2 separate regions of the Homo sapiens genome follow, and region 2 is linked to region 1. The links are chromatin loops, found by intact Hi-C in ENCODE. Cell type or tissue: PC-3. All regions are shown on one strand. Each heading gives the region's core, and the rest is flanking DNA. Links, peaks and the distances in the headings are about the cores only.

What was found. Peaks named below come from ENCODE experiments on the same cell type or tissue, not always from the same donor. Only the 100,000 strongest peaks of a DNase experiment are listed, where the experiment ranks them.
Region 2: a loop joins it to region 1, with 8 times the contacts of the local background. A loop is called at or near these places in 44 of 110 quality-filtered maps.

What each region holds. Positions count from the first base shown.
Region 1 is chr12:43,278,116-43,285,811 of GRCh38, forward strand. No RefSeq gene overlaps it. Among named protein-coding and RNA genes, the nearest start is that of LINC02461, 130 kb to the left of the region's middle. In PC-3, for the core only: a CTCF peak has its summit at 4,210 (motif pointing left); no DNase peak of the experiment used is centred there.
Region 2 is chr12:42,585,678-42,593,373 of GRCh38, forward strand. PRICKLE1 (prickle planar cell polarity protein 1) reads right to left here and starts at 4,069. Exons shown (of 8, transcript NM_153026.3): 1 at 3,788-4,069. RefSeq lists a silencer at 4,073-4,322 and an enhancer at 4,792-5,349. In PC-3, for the core only: CTCF peaks have their summits at 3,395, 3,595 and 5,118 (motif pointing right); no DNase peak of the experiment used is centred there; H3K4me3 peaks cover 4,437 bases; H3K27ac peaks cover 854 bases.

The sequences.
Region 1 (7,696 bases), core at 1,247-6,246:
GTAGGTTCTCCAGATCCAAGTTTAAAGAAAGGCTGTACTGCAAATTAAAAAATCACCAATAAAATATTTCGTAACAGTCCTTTAGAGAAGACTGAGATTCCAATGACAAAAAAAGCCAATAAATCAAAATCAATTACTAAACATCTGCTGTGTACCAAGAAAATGTGAAATGTATAGGGAGGCTCCAAAAGTAAAGAGGACATGGTCACTACTCTTGAGAAGCTCAGAACTTGTGGGGAAAACATGGACCCAAAGTAACCAGCACTCCAAGATAAAGAACACGTGGCAAGTTGCCAAATGAGCAGTATAAGAATACTTTAGGGCTACATATGTTTAAAAGAATGAGCGATAGTTGTTAGACAGAGGTGATCAGAAACACTTATTGTTGTTTTAGAGGAAGTGAAACCTGAACTGTCCCTTGAAGAATGGAAAGTTTTAGCAGAAAGTTTATTTTTGCCTACAAAGATAAAATTCCACGTAACAGGCTTGAGTTACTTCAATACTGCAAATATAGACCGATAAAAATCGAATTTAATGCAGTAGAAACCCATCTCATTACCTGCAGTTCCATATCATTATTTTGAAATATTTGTTACAATGAAAAAAAAGATTTATGAAGAATATAGTATCTGTCAAATACTTTTTGAGATGGTTATGGTTCTTGTCCCTAAAGGTTTTAATCTACTTAGAAATTTCAAATAAATAAGTTATTAATTTGAGGGCTGGGCACGGTGGTTCACGCCTGTAATCCCAGCACTTTGGGAGGCCGAGGCGGGTGGATCACAAGGTCAGGGGTTCGAGACCAGCCTGACCAACATGGTGAAACCCCGTCTCTAATAAAAATACAAAAATTAGCTAGGCGTGGTGGCGGGCACCTGTAATCCCAGCTACTCAGGAGGCTGAAGCAGGAGAATTTCTTGAACCCGGGAGGCGAGGTTGCAATGAGCCGAGATCACACCACTGCACTCCAGCCTGGGCGACAGAGTGAGACTCCGTCTCAAAAAAAAAAAGTTATTAATTTGAGTAATATCTAAGACAAGATACCTAACCCAAATTAAGGAAAGTCAGAGTAGGATTCTTGGGAAAAGGAGCATCTAAACTAAAGCTTTATTAGAAGTCAAGTAGAAGTAACAAAGTTTCTGAAATGAGAAATACCTGTATATGGTAAATCAAAAGAAGGTCAAAGTGGTGATATGAAGGTACTTGTGAGAGTAGAAGGGGCAATAGAGAGTTTAAACAGTGTTTATTAAATAGTGTCGAGAAAAAAGGCCATGATGATGCCATAGAGCAGCTGCTCTCTAGTAGCATGGGTCCCTGTGGGTCTTTGAGACACTTTCACAGAGTCTGTGAGTCAAATAATTTTGGCATAATGCTAGTACATTATTTGTGTGTAAAAGCTCATTCTCTCGTAAGTGTACAGTGGCATTTTTCACTGTACATTTGGAAGAACCATGTAAAAGAGTGAACCAATATATTCCAAATAACAAATCATGATGTTACAAAAATCATGCATAGATAAAAATCCACTAAAGGTGCAAGATAGGCCAATGTACAGAACTAGACAGACTATAAAGCAGTAGTCCCCAAACTTTTTGGCACCAGGGACCAGTTTCATGGAAAACAATTTCTCCATGGACCAGGGGGTAGGCGGAGATGGCTTTAGGATGAAACTGTTCCACCTCAGATCATCAGGCATTAGATTCTCATGATAAGCATGAAACCTAGATCCTTCACAGGTACAGTTCAGAACAGGGTTTGTGCTCCAGTGAGAATCTAATGCTGCACTTATCTGACAAGAGGCAGAGCTCAGGCAGTAATGCAAGCAATGGAGGTAGTGGCTGTAAATACAGATGAAGCTTTCAGTGGCTCACGCCTGTAATCCCAACACTTTGGGAAGCTGAAGCAGGCAGATCACCTTAGGTCAGGAGTTCGAGACCAGCTGGGCAACAAGGCGAAACCCCGTCTCTACTAAAAATACAAAAATTAGCCTGGCATGGTGGCAGGTGCCTGTAATCCCAGCTACTTGGGAGGCTGAGGCAGGAGAATTGCTTGAACCTGGGAGGCGGAGGTTGCAGTGAGCAGAGACCGTGCCGTTGCACTCCAGCCTAGGCACAAAAAATGAAACTCTGTCTGAAATAAAGAAATATAATAAATACAGATGAAGCTTTACCCGCTCACCTGCTGCTCAACTCCTGCTGTGCAGCCCGGTTCCTAACAGACCACGGACCAGCCACAGAGGTTGGGGACCCCTGCTATAAAGCATTCATGAATATGATTTTAGATTTCATATTGCAACTAATCTTTAAGAAACTATCACTTTTTGAATTTTGATGTAACGTAAAAGATGAATATTCACAACTACTAAAATGGCTATTCAAATACTCTTCCCTTTTGCAACTATATATGTGTATGAGACCAGATTTTTTCATATACTTCAACTGAAGCAACAAATCACAACAGATTTGCCAATCTAGCTAACTTCCGTGAAGCCAGACCTTTAAAAGATGTTCAAAACTGTCAAACAATTCTACTTTTATAACTAACTTTTGGAAGACGGTAGTTCCTTTTCATAAGAAAATGGTTATTAGTGTTATTTTTAAATGAATTAATTTATATATTTCAGTTTTAACTTTTAATATGATAATTGTAACTAGATATAACTCACTTAAACTCTTTCGGGTCCATAATTTTTAAGGGTATAAAGGGGTTCTGAGACCAAAAATTTGAGAATATCTGCCACAGACAGTGCCCTGGAGATTCTACTTTAAATCTGCTTGAGATCTCTTTTTTTCTTGACTCTGTGTGATTGGTGAACATTTGGAAGTGGAAGTAACTCAACGTTTATTGAGAGAGCTTACTAAGTGTTCACTCGTTCATTCCCTTTTTCCAACTGCCTATTTTTATAAGCCTGAATGAATAAATGAATCTTGCTTTCACTTCACTACCCAACAATAGGACGAGCTCCTTTTTGTTCTGAATCCTCATTTCCCATTGATAATGTGTCAGAGTAATAGCTGTTATTATGACAATTTAAGAGAATTGTGTAAGGATCAATAAACAACAAGATCAAATTCACAAATGTATCTACCTCTGCAGAGCATTCTGTCTTGATAAAAACTGAAATTGACTGGGGAGACAGTTCTGCTCTGCAACTGACTACCCAGTGGGCTTTGAGTTTTCCCATTATAAGACACAAAGCTTTAAGAGCATAAAAACATTAAAACATTAGAAAAAGCAAAAGTTAAAACTTGTTCTCCAGCTCTGAATACTTGTGAAGAAGATTATAATGAACAATCCCTTATCTTTCAGAAAAAAAAAGAAAAAAGTCTGATTTCTTTCTTTGCTTTGAAGCTTCTGATTATTTCTGGCTGTTTGCCTCACATTTTGATCTTTGGATAAAGATGCTGTCCCCAGGGCTCCTTTCCTTCTGAGGTCAACTAAGAAAATCTTTCTGAAGGCTTTTACTGGGATTTTATATTTAACACCTGGCTGCTGAAAAATTTCAGGAAATTCAGTTGCAAAGCTCTAGGATCCTCCGCAGGAAAATGTTTTAGATATGCAATGGAGTGGTGCTGGGGGCAAAAAATGGCAGCAGTGGCAAGGACTCAGGGCAGGCCCTGTCCCTTGGCTCCCTCCTGGCCTGTAGCAACACAGTGTTTGCAAGCTCAACCTCCCCTACACACAGACAGTTCAGTGGGCTGGTTCATGGGAGGTCACTAGGAGGTACTTTGGGACAGGAACAGACTTTTCGTTGGAACTGAGTTGAGACCATTCCCTTCTTTTCCGTTATAAATTTTGTCAATTTTGATTATATATTATAGGTCAGAGGACATCATTCTTTTCAAGTCAAAATTTAGCTTCTGTGAAATTTTGATTGTAAAAGAGTTTTTCTCCTTTTCTTTTCAAATAGTATTATTTTTAAATGGTTGTTTATTTTAGATTGAATTAAATCAAGCCTAGCAGAAAATGATTTTTATGTCTGCTCTTATTTTAATGTGGTTGCTCAAATACCTTTAAAGCAATTTATATAGTAATCTTCCAAAAGTTTCTTTTCCTGTTTGTTTTTACTTATAAAAAATAGTATGTGTGTGTCAATGTTTTATATTAATTTTACATTTTTTGCAATCCTTTGAAAAAATCATTTTCCTCCAATCAATCCTTTACAGCTGAAAAATGTATGCACAATTAGATATGAAATACATGACTGCCCTCTCTTGTCCACCTCAAAGTAAAACAGTTTTAGTAATCAAATATTTTCTTTCTGTAGTGGTAGGATATTAAATTAGCCATATTTAATAATATAAGCTAAATTATTTGTCTTCTCTTTTTGATAATATGATGTGTAAATACATGATATATTTCATTAAGAAGACAAGAACTTATTGGAAGAAAATAATTTTAAAGTGAGTACAATTTCCTTCATAGTCTTTGTAATACAACACTGTTACAAGCTTCAATTGTGGGGAGGGGCAGATCTCAGGGGGTACATTGAGTTCAAGTAAGCCTGGCTTTTAAAATAAGTTTCATTTTCCTTTTGAAAAGGTAACTGAAATGATTGCACTGGAAGGAAGTTCTATGTTCCCAGAGTTAAATCTGTCCACAGTAATATTCTGATTTTCATTGTTCTTGCACAAATTGAGAAAAAGCAACACAAACATGCCTGTTTGTTGGAGCCAGTAATTTCTCATATTGCTGCTCTATAATGGAGATGCACAAAAGAGCATACTATGGTATTATTAATTAATTTTCCATTTCTATAACACTAGCTATCTTCCTCCAGAGGTTATTGAATCAGACAAAATGTACATAAGTCTTTGTGCTTGATATGAAAGGCCAACTATGGGTGGAAATTTCAGGATAAAAAGATCTTAGATCAGAAGAAACTAAATGAACAGGGCTAACATTCATCCCATATTCATGAGGATAATGACGAATGCCCTGCCATGATTTTAGGAATCATATGCCACTTCAATTGCATTTCTTTGAGAGTTCCAAGTAAGAAAGCATTAGGCCCTGTGAAGATGCTTCCTAGAATCTCCAGTGAGGCAGTTTCCACCATAAATCCTTCACATCCTATGAAAAATGTTTCCTTAAAGCATGAAGGAAAGTTATATTTATTAGAAGGATTTTACAAAAGAGCAGCTACAGGTTTAAATCTAAGAATACACATGCCCCCTGTGCTCCCATCCCCCACCCCACCAGTGTTTCATATTCTTGTCAAATGTGCTGGTTGCCAAATGAGAAATCTTAGTGTTACTACCACTGCACATGTGGTGATGACTTGCACCAAGTCATAGAAGTACTACTAAGGATCCAGTCTGTCCACACAGGACAGAGAGAGTCCCTCAGTGGTTGGCTGTGGCTGTTTGCAGTCTAGAGCCACATGTTCAAAGATGGCCTAATGTTCTGAGATATGCTGTTAGTAATGTTATTTGAATGCTTTCAATATTATATTTCAATATTATATTTCACAGGTTAAGTGTTAACTAGATTATCTGTTACTAGAGGTGCCACTCATCTGCTATTGTGCTTTTATCAGGAAAATTCATAGAGTAGCTAGCATCCTCTTCACAACCACCCTGTCAGGTAGAAAATATTACCATCTTCATTTTACACAGAGTGGTTAAGTAATTTCACCAGTATTACATGGCTAAATGCACTAGTTGAGGTTATAATTTGAACTCAGGCTGTCCAGCTCCAGACACTGCCGGACAATGTTTTACTCCAGTCTTTTTTTTATCACAAAAACTTCTAGCTATTCTTCAAGGCACTATCATTATCCACCTTTTCTAAGAAGCTTTCTTCATTCTTTTAGCTAATCATTCCCTGTCTCCTTTCTTAACTCTCATAACACTATTCTTAACCTTTTTCTAACCCCAACGTTCTGATGGTGGTTTTACTATTTATCCATTTATATTTTCTTCTCTACAACTAAACTGAAGGTTATCAGGCAGTATCTAGATGTAATTCATTTTCATAGAAGAAGGCATTTACAGATTTGCTGGTAAGGCATGAAATAGCATTTTAAATAAAGTTATTAGGCTTATAGTCTTTCTTCAATGCATTTGTTCATTCTACCAATATTTATTAAGTTTTAATGATATGGCAGGCTTGCTTTTAGGTGCTGGGGTTACAGTGGTAGATACCTAAGTCAAACTGCAGGCATGGTTTTATGATATAACTAATGATCAAATGTGATGAGATTTCTAGTCAAGAGTCTTTTATTAATGCACGACCTTATTGTTAGTGATTGGTTTTAGGTAGAAAAGTAACTTGTGGATCTACTTTACATCATTATTGACAGAGTAACTTAGAGAATATCCACTGTATGTAAGGAGCTTTCTGAAGAGCATCATAATATATAAAACTTAGAAGCATTATGACAGAAAAAGGAAACAAACCATTTTTACTATAGCAATGACGAGATGGAATATAGAATTGTCTCATATTTGAATATGGACGACAACTTGGAATGAGTTTCAGCTGATATTGCAAAATCTTTGGCAGAAAGCATGTGGAGTTCTTAATGAGTAAAAATGAACCAAGATCCAGTTCTGTTTCATTCATCCAGTAGATCAAATATCCTCCCCCATGGGTTCAACTTGATTGGGAAAAGTGCAACTTCTTTAACATTCTTGCTTTCTGGGCTAAGATTTCCCAAAGAATTCTCTGTAAGGTGCTGTCCAGACCTGACCCTGTTTATCAGATAAAACTAAACCAAATAACTTCAGGTTGTTTTGACTACTGATGGATGAGATTTAGAAAATGACAGTCTGGAATCAGTCCATGAGGAACTGCATTCACATTGAGTTGACTGTGATTGTGTGTGGTATATCACTTTGATTTCTTCTATTTGGCCCATCTCTATGGATAATTTCTAGCAAATTCAAATTTACAAAGCAAATAAAATAATCTGACAGCTTGTAAGGGTGGGAAAGGATGTTGGCTCATTTCCCTAAAGACTTATCTCATAGAAAGGCCATATTTTATATGAAAAAGAAATATAATTCAATGTTTCTCTGCCAGAAAAGGCAGCCAAAATTTTTATATTGTTCTGGGAAGAAAACGACCTTTTGCAATTTCCATTTACTCTTCCTTACCAAACCTAGGACTTTATTCTTTTGGAGATGGAAACAGTATTGCAACATTTTCGTGAAGTGAATCTTCAAATAAAGTACAAAGAAGTTTCATTCCGCAAACCCCCAACCTCCTTCTTGTTTCTCAGTTCAGGCTCATTGTTGTCTTTAGCTCCTCTGCTCTCGGTTTTGGCTTCCTGATCACCTACATCATTTGTTTCTCTGTCTTTTCTGACCCTTCACCACAACACTGTGGTATTCACTATCATAACATGTGGGCCAAAATGAGTTCATACTGACTACTAGAGTATGTAATTCCACAGGAATTTTATGATCATTGAGCAATAATTCTTGTATATCTATTTTACAAAATTATCTAGGAAGCAAATTATAATAGAGTATTTCCTCAAGGCTCTTAATAACATGATCTATTTTTGGGAATTCTCTCTCCATGCTGGCACTTGAAATTTATTACCTCAATAGTTTTGACAGGCAAAAGGATGAAAGAGGTAGAACTGTTTAAAGTTATTTTTAGCCTAAATCTAGGTTTATTACTAACAATAGGTTCCCATTGTGCCACCCTAGAGCATCCAAAGTAATCAGAGTAGAATAGAGAGGCA
Region 2 (7,696 bases), core at 1,032-6,031, 690 kb before region 1:
AGTGGGGGGAAATAGCAGCTTACTCAGATTCCCCATACAATTTTAGGCCAGGCTTTTTTCACTGCTCCAAAATGTTCATTCATCAACACGTAGGTAATTAACCTCCACTTCAGTTCAGCATGACCATAAACAAGGGGATGTGATTACCAGTTACTGGGGCAGATGAAGCGCTACATTTCTGTGTGTCCAGAGATGGGGAAGTCAGAGGCTTGGGGCTGCTCCAGATTCCTCAATGCCATCTTGGTCCTTGGAACGTGCTGTGGAGCGCTGGCTCCATAGGCTGCATGAGGTTTCGAGGAACTGCAACAATGCAGGACTTGGTGCCCAGATTACTGTACTTCCCTCTCTCAACTTGCTTGCTCACACCAACCTTCTAAAGATATTATTGTGCAATCCAATAATCCTTTCTTCTGTGACCAGAAGAAAAAGAAGTAATGGTCCCTTAAAACACCAATCGACCAACCAAGCAACCCAGAAACACAATCCTTTCACTTTCCTAACTCCTTCTCTTTATTGTGGAATAATCATACATAGATTTAGGCAATCTTAATATTCTCTCACTAATAAGGGTTAAACAGTTGGTATTATTTTACATAACATGGAGATGAGAGAGACAGCTATTTTTTCCAAGGGGGAAGAGTCTATCCTAGTCAAATGATACTTTTAACATTTCTATTCACAGATGAGAATCACTTTGATTTTTTAAAATTACCTTTTTTTTTTTTTTTCCCCAGAGATGGGGTCTAACAATGTTGGCTGGGCTGAACTTGAACTCCTGGGCTCAAGCGATCCTCCCCAGTAGCTGGGGCTATAGAGCCAAGCACCACTACATGTAGCTTTCCTGTCTTTCTTTAAAAGGAAAAATTTGCTCTTTATAAACTATTTTAACCAGGAAATTAACTGCAGTAAGTAGAATATAAGTAATGATAATCTTTACTGAAAATTGTTTCCCATGATATTAGAGAGCCCAAAATATAGGTATAGGCCATTAAGAGAGTTACTTAATTACTGGAAAATACTTTGTAAAGATTCTTGTTCCATTTCATGAGTATTATAGACAATCACTCATAATACTTAATTCTTTGTATTTTGCTTTCAAGTAATTATAAGAGATTTTAGAGAAATTATGATGCAACTTTTAAAACTTATAATTCAGCTTACTTTTTAAAAGCCTTAATCAAAGAAACTGCAAAATTTAACTTTTTTGGTCTTTTCAGAATTATCAAAAGAGAGAATATTAGGAACAACTAGACTTACCTACATCTGACTCTAAAGTTAAGAGTTCAGCTATTAACCCTATAGGAGATCTTTATTTCTCCCTAGCTAATATTAGATTTTATCTGGGGGACTCAAGCTGACTTATTACACCACCACACACCATGGACAAATAGTGCTTCCATGGACCTTGATTATAAAAACATAATAAGCTTTTTAAGCTTCACTGGTGTTACTGGCAGAACTGATTGAATCTGTCACTTTAGTAAAATATATCATTTTTCTTTTTAAAACCTATGAACCAACAGGCTCACTCGGTGATAACTCGCCAATTAGTACCAAATTAAAGATGGAAAAATTAATTTACTAAGCCCATTCAGTTGCATCAATATGTCTATCTCTATAAACTATCCAGTTTTTCCTTCCTTTTTCCCTCCCTCTCTCCATCCCTCCCTCTTTTCCTTCCTTCCTTCCTTTTGAGGCTTATTTATAAGAATGAATCATACTACATTAGCCATGACTTATTAAACTTGGAGATTTTCAAGTTCATCAGCAAGTGTGCAAACCCTTAACTGTGGGTAACATCCATTTATTTGTAGCACCTTTCGGTTTTAATATGTAGAGCACATGCATTGTTAACCTCTAAATCCTTTGTATAAACATTTCTGGAAGAGCTGGTAAAATATCTCCTTCTGTGTTTCCTGACTCGCCAGTTGATGGCATTTAGAAACCCTCTGGTACCAGCAGGTGCTGTATTTTGCTTTCTTCAGGCTCCAGCTGGGCTACAATGACAGATTCCTGTCCCAGGCCAAGCCTAGCCACCAAGGCTAGGACCACATTGGAGGCAAACTGAACCAGGCTCCACCAGACAGCAAGATGAATGGCTGCTGTTTAAGTTTAAAATCCCCTGGTGGGAGTAAATATTGTTCCAGAGAAAAGCCTTGACAAATACTGCGTCATCCTTACAGAACTGTCTTGATTAAAGCAGAATCTTTGGATTAAGTTGATGCTCAATTCAAAATGTATCTATCTTGCTGTCATGGGATTTTTTTTTGTTTTTTTTTTCCTTTCTAGAGTCTGAAAACAGACATAATGTTGGGGACGGTCAAACAAGGCTGCCGGCTCCCAAGGGGCTAGAGTCCACTCCTGATAATAGAAGGCGGCTGAACACTGACACTTCACTGAGGATAATGGAGACAGCAAAGGCTTAGTGGGAAAGGGCCAGTTGTCACCTAAGTGACAGGCAACAGCTGAGCTCACACATCTGGAGCCGGACTACGGCAAACATTAGCAACCCTCACCAGTCTACACCTTGGGCCTGTCTGAAAAGACAGATGGAAGTTCCCTCTACTCCTAAAGTACATTAAAAAATGTCTGATGGTGAACCACATCAATTATATAACATCAACTGCAGGCACAGCCTTCCAAAGTACTGATTAAGACGAGGCAGTAGACAACACTGTATGCATGAACAGATACAAGATACCATTTCAGTGATTTGTCATTCATAAAACTTATCCTAAAAGACACATATACATGCATCCATTTGATAGCACAAATGCATGTTAACTCTGCAGGAGAGGCAGATTTTTACATGTTTTTTTGGTTGTAGTTGTTGGTGCTTTTTTTTTTTCCTTTAGGCTGGTTCCCGTGGTGTGTTTGCCTTGTTCATGGTCTCAGTTCTGCCGCTGATACCCTTTTAAAAATCAGCAACCAAACGCGTTCGGCTTGTGATCCTGAACCCTCCTTAGGCAAGCTGGAACTAAGCGTGATGCAGCCGTCCTCCCTCTCTCCCAACCCCCAACCTCGTTCTTCAGCCTCCTGAAGACAATCTGTGAACAATTTTCCCAAAGTCCCAAGAATAACACAGCACTGCCAATAGTCACTGGCGATGCCGTTTGTTTTTCTTAGAGGGTAATGAAAATTTAACAGCTTTCTGCTGCATCCTGAGTCCCGCTCCTAATAACTATTAACATGCCTAGTTTCTTCAACTTTTTCTACCTCAAGAGAGGAAGACGCTCCCATTTTTTCCCTATATCTGTGCTACATTCAGCAAACACCATCGCGGGGCAGGGGGTTGGGGAGAGTGGTGGGAGTTGATTCGCCTCTGCCAAAAAGCCACCAGCCCCTTTCCCCAGCGCTAGAGGAGAGAATCGGTACCCTCCCTCCGGACGCCAGTAGGTGACAGGCGATCCTAAGCGGCGGGAACACGCCAACGCACCCTCGCCTCCCGGCGCCCCGCATCGCCTCGACCCTCGGGCTACAGAACCTGTTTCCACGCCGGAGAAAACCAAGGGAAGAGTTGGTTGTGATGCAGCAAACAGGAGCCATGCGGAGAGCCTCTGCGGAGCCCTGGCGATGCTGCAGCCAATATCTGCTTTCCCTGTCTACACAGCCCAACAAACCGATTATGACCTTCTCCCTGATCTTCTGCGACACCGACCCAGTCTGGGTGTCACAGACTCCGGCGGTGCCAGCGAAGGTGCCCGGCCCTACCCCTGCGGCGCTCGCCCCCCACCACCGCGCCGCAGCCCCCTCTGCGGAATCCGCCGGGATCCAGGCTGCCACTCACCTCGCGCGAGGGAGACGCAACTCGGCTGCACTGTCCTCGGCGCCGCTGCGGGGCTGCTGGGCTGCGGGGCTGCGGGGCTGAGGAGCTGCGGTCCGCGGCGTCAGGGGTGGGCGAGGGTGAGCAGCGCACGAACCATCCAGAGCCCAGAAAGTCTCCGTGCCGACCGCGGCGCGTCTCGGGGAAGTCAGCGCAGGCTGCGCGAGGCTGGCATGTTCCGGGCGCGCTGTCGGGCGGCGGCGGCCGCGGGAGACGGCGCTGGCAGCTGGGCTGCAGGCGGAGTGCGCTCGGGCTCCGGAGCCGCGCGCTGCGGCGCCGCCGCGCACCCCGCCCTCGGCCGCGGGGCCCGGCGCGAGCGAAAACGCGGAGCGCGGACGCCGCCGCGGGATCGAGGCCGCTGGGCGCGCGCCCACGCGTACCCCGGCTCGGCCCTGAAAGCGAGGTCGGGCCCGGCTCGGGCCGCGCCCGGGGGCAGGGCTGCGAGCAGGCCTGGGACCGGCTCCACGCGCAGCCAGTGGGGCAGAGCAGCAGGCGGATTATGCGCAGGGAGAAAAAAGTTCACCAACCGCGGTCCAGAGTCGCAAGTGCGGCTCGCTCGGAGCCTCTGCCCCGCCCCCGATTATAAGCCTTTTTTTTTTTTTTTTTTTAACCAACAATCCCGATGGACTGAAACACAGGAAGAGTGAAGGGACGGGGTGGGGGGTGGGGGAGAGACAAACCCAATTTCCTCTGATCAAACGATTTGGGTAGGGGTGCCTATTTGAGTTCCTTCTCCTTCGGGGGGTGTGTGAAGGGGGCAGTTAATTAAACACTTAGATTCCTTCCGGCGCGCCTTGCCGAGCTGGGGACCCGTTTGGACTCGATCCTGTCTCGTGTAATCCCACAGGCTGGTCTGAGTCTCTGCCCCGGAACCGGAGGAGTGATCTTTCAGAGCAAGAAGCCAAAGTTCAGCCTCTAGTCCGTTCCCTTCCCCGCCTCGACGGCCCTGGTCGTCTCCATGAAAACTCAGTGTGGGGGATCGTGCCCGCGAAAACCTCAGCCCACCGCAATGTCCAGAGCCTGACCCAAGTGAACGTGGCGCACTTAAAAGCGGGTTCAAAGCATTGATCCGAACACGGTGACAATTTTTCACTGGCCAAACTACTCTCCACATTTTCAGTCTGCTCAATTCCCAGAGCTGGGCTCTCAGGCGCACTCACCCACGTTGAACTGGGGCTCAGCCTGTTTGAAAGTTCTGCCCTGACATTTGTGTCACACTAAACCTTAGAACCCCCCACCCTCTCCAGTTCCGGATCGGTGGAGTCTCACCGTGTGGGTACTATTTCCCTGGACTGCAGAGGGCAGACACAGGCGGCAGCTGTTAACCCGAACTTGACAGGTGCCTCTGCAAAGCCAGGGCTTCCTTGACCTCTCCATCCTCTCCACAACGCTCTAGGATACTGTATCATCTTCCAGGAAGATGAGGATGTGTGTGGGGGGAGTGTGGAGGGAGGTGTTGACTGATGCAATTTTTATCCTTTTAAGAAAAATCAAAACTGCCAGTCTCAGAATTTCTCAGAACATCAAGTCTTTTCGATTTTCGTTGGGAATAAAGCAAAGGAATACTCAGCAAAAATGGAGCCGATGAAAAGAGAATGCAAGGAAATAAAGGCAAATGGAGGAGGAAACTGTCTAAATCCAGGAAAATGTATGGCTTCAGCACTGTGCTCTATAATTCTGACTCAGATCTCCCCACGCTGTAGATACTTTCTCCTGTCTAGATGCCCAGGCAGAGTTCCTGAGCTCAGATCACTCAGGAAACAAGGCTGTTGCTTTTGAAATAATTCCACTTGCTAGCGTTGTTTTTTTTTTTTTTTTTTTTTTTTTTTTTTTTTGAGACGGAGTTTCGCTCTTGTCACACAGGCTGGAGTGCAGTGGCGCGATCTCCGCTCACTGCAACCTCCGCCCCGCCCCCGTGTTGAAGCGATTCTCCTTCCTCAACCTCCCGAGTAGCTGGGATTACAGGCACCTGCCACCGCGCCCAGGTAATTTTTGTATTTTTAGTAGAGACAGTTTCCCCATGTTGGCCAGGCTGGTCTCGAACTCCTGACCTCAGGTGACGAGAATCTGGGAAAGAACAAACCAGGTTTTCTTGCCCCTCAGCATTTTATTGGAATTGGCCTTTGAAGTTGTGTCTGTTTATCTTGCTGGGGTTACAAATGCTTCTATTAAGCTATCAACTTTTAGGTTCTATCTAACCTCCAGAACTGCCAAAGAAAATTTCACTACCTCCATAGGTGAAATAAATCTTATTGCTGTACAGTGACTTCACAAAGGTTTTGTTTGTTGAGCATCTATTATGTGGAGCAGACACCCTGAGCACTGTGGATGATACATGGTCATTCCCTCTGGAGGATTACTGCCTCTTTGGACTGTGTGCTGGGCAGCATCTTTTGGATCCATTGCAAAGGTGAATACTTGGCCTTCAACCAGGACTCATAAAATTACTCCGGCCAGTGCATGTGATGGTCTGAGGTCACAACAGTCTGATTTCAAATTTCAGCCCCACCGCTTACCAAATGTAGCCTGGGGTAATGTAGTTAACCTCTCTCAGGCTTAGTTTCTCATTGGTAAGTGAGGGTAATAATATTCAGCTCAGGGAACTGTTGGGAAGATTGAATGCTGCAGAAATCACTGGAACGTTTGTATTTCATTTTATAAGGCATCTTCTCACAAGCACCCTTCTCTATAGCAGCCTCCATGCAAAATCCCACAAGTAGAAAAGAACTGTTTTTTATTTAATCTGAAAAAGCATTCTTCATTGTGAACTCTTGAATTGCTCCTGGGTCTCTTTTTCTTTTTTCTGAGTCTGTTTTATTAATGGTGTTATTTTCTTTGTCTTTACAAAGCAACATGATGTCATACCTTTTGTAAGAAATCAATTCACTTAGAGAATGTCTACTTTTCTTTTTTGAGACACCCTTGATCTGTCACCCAGTCTGGAGTGCAGTGGTGATCACAGCTCACTTCAGCCTCAAACTCCTGGGCTCAAGTGATCCTCCCGCCACAGCCTCCCGAGTAGCTGAGACTACAGGCATGCACTACCGTACGTGGCTAAGTAACTTCTTTTTATTTTATTTATTTATTTGAGATGGAGTCTTGCTCTTCGCCCAGGCTGGCGTGAAATGGCACGATCTTGGCTCACTGCAAACTCTGACCCCAGGGTTCATGCAATTCTCCTGCCTCAGCTGCCCGAGTAGCTGGGACTACAGGTGCATGCCATCACACCCAGCTAATTTTTGTATTTTTAGTACAGACGGGGTTTCGCCATGTTGGCCAGGCTGGTCTTGAACTCCTGACCTCAAGTGATCCACCTGCCTTGGCCTCCCAAAGTGCTAGGATTACAGGCATGAGCCACTGAGCCTGGCTGCAACTTCTTTTTAAAAATAACATTTTTGTGTGTTGAATTGTGTCCTCCAAAACTTCATGTTGAAGTCCTTAACTGCAGTACCTCAGAATGCAACCTTATTTGGAGATAAGGTCTTTGCAGAGTTAATCAAGTTAACATGAGGTCACTAAGTTCAGTCCTAATCCAATATGATTTTTATCCTTATAAAAAGGGGAAACTTGGGCAGGCATAGTGACTCATGCCTATACTCCCAGCACTTTGGGAGGCTGAGGTGGGAGAGTCACTTAAGCCCAGGAGTTTGAGATGAGCCTGGGCAACAGGCAACACAGGGAGATCTTGTCTCTCCAAAAAAAAAAAAAAGGAAAAAAAAGAAAGAAATCGCCAGGTGTGGTGGCATGGGCATGCACCTATGTTCCCAGCTACTGGAAGGCTGAGGCAGGACAATCACTTGAGCCCAGGACATCGAGGCTGTGGTGAGCCATTATGGTGTCCCTGCACTCTAGCCTGGGCAATACAGCGAGACC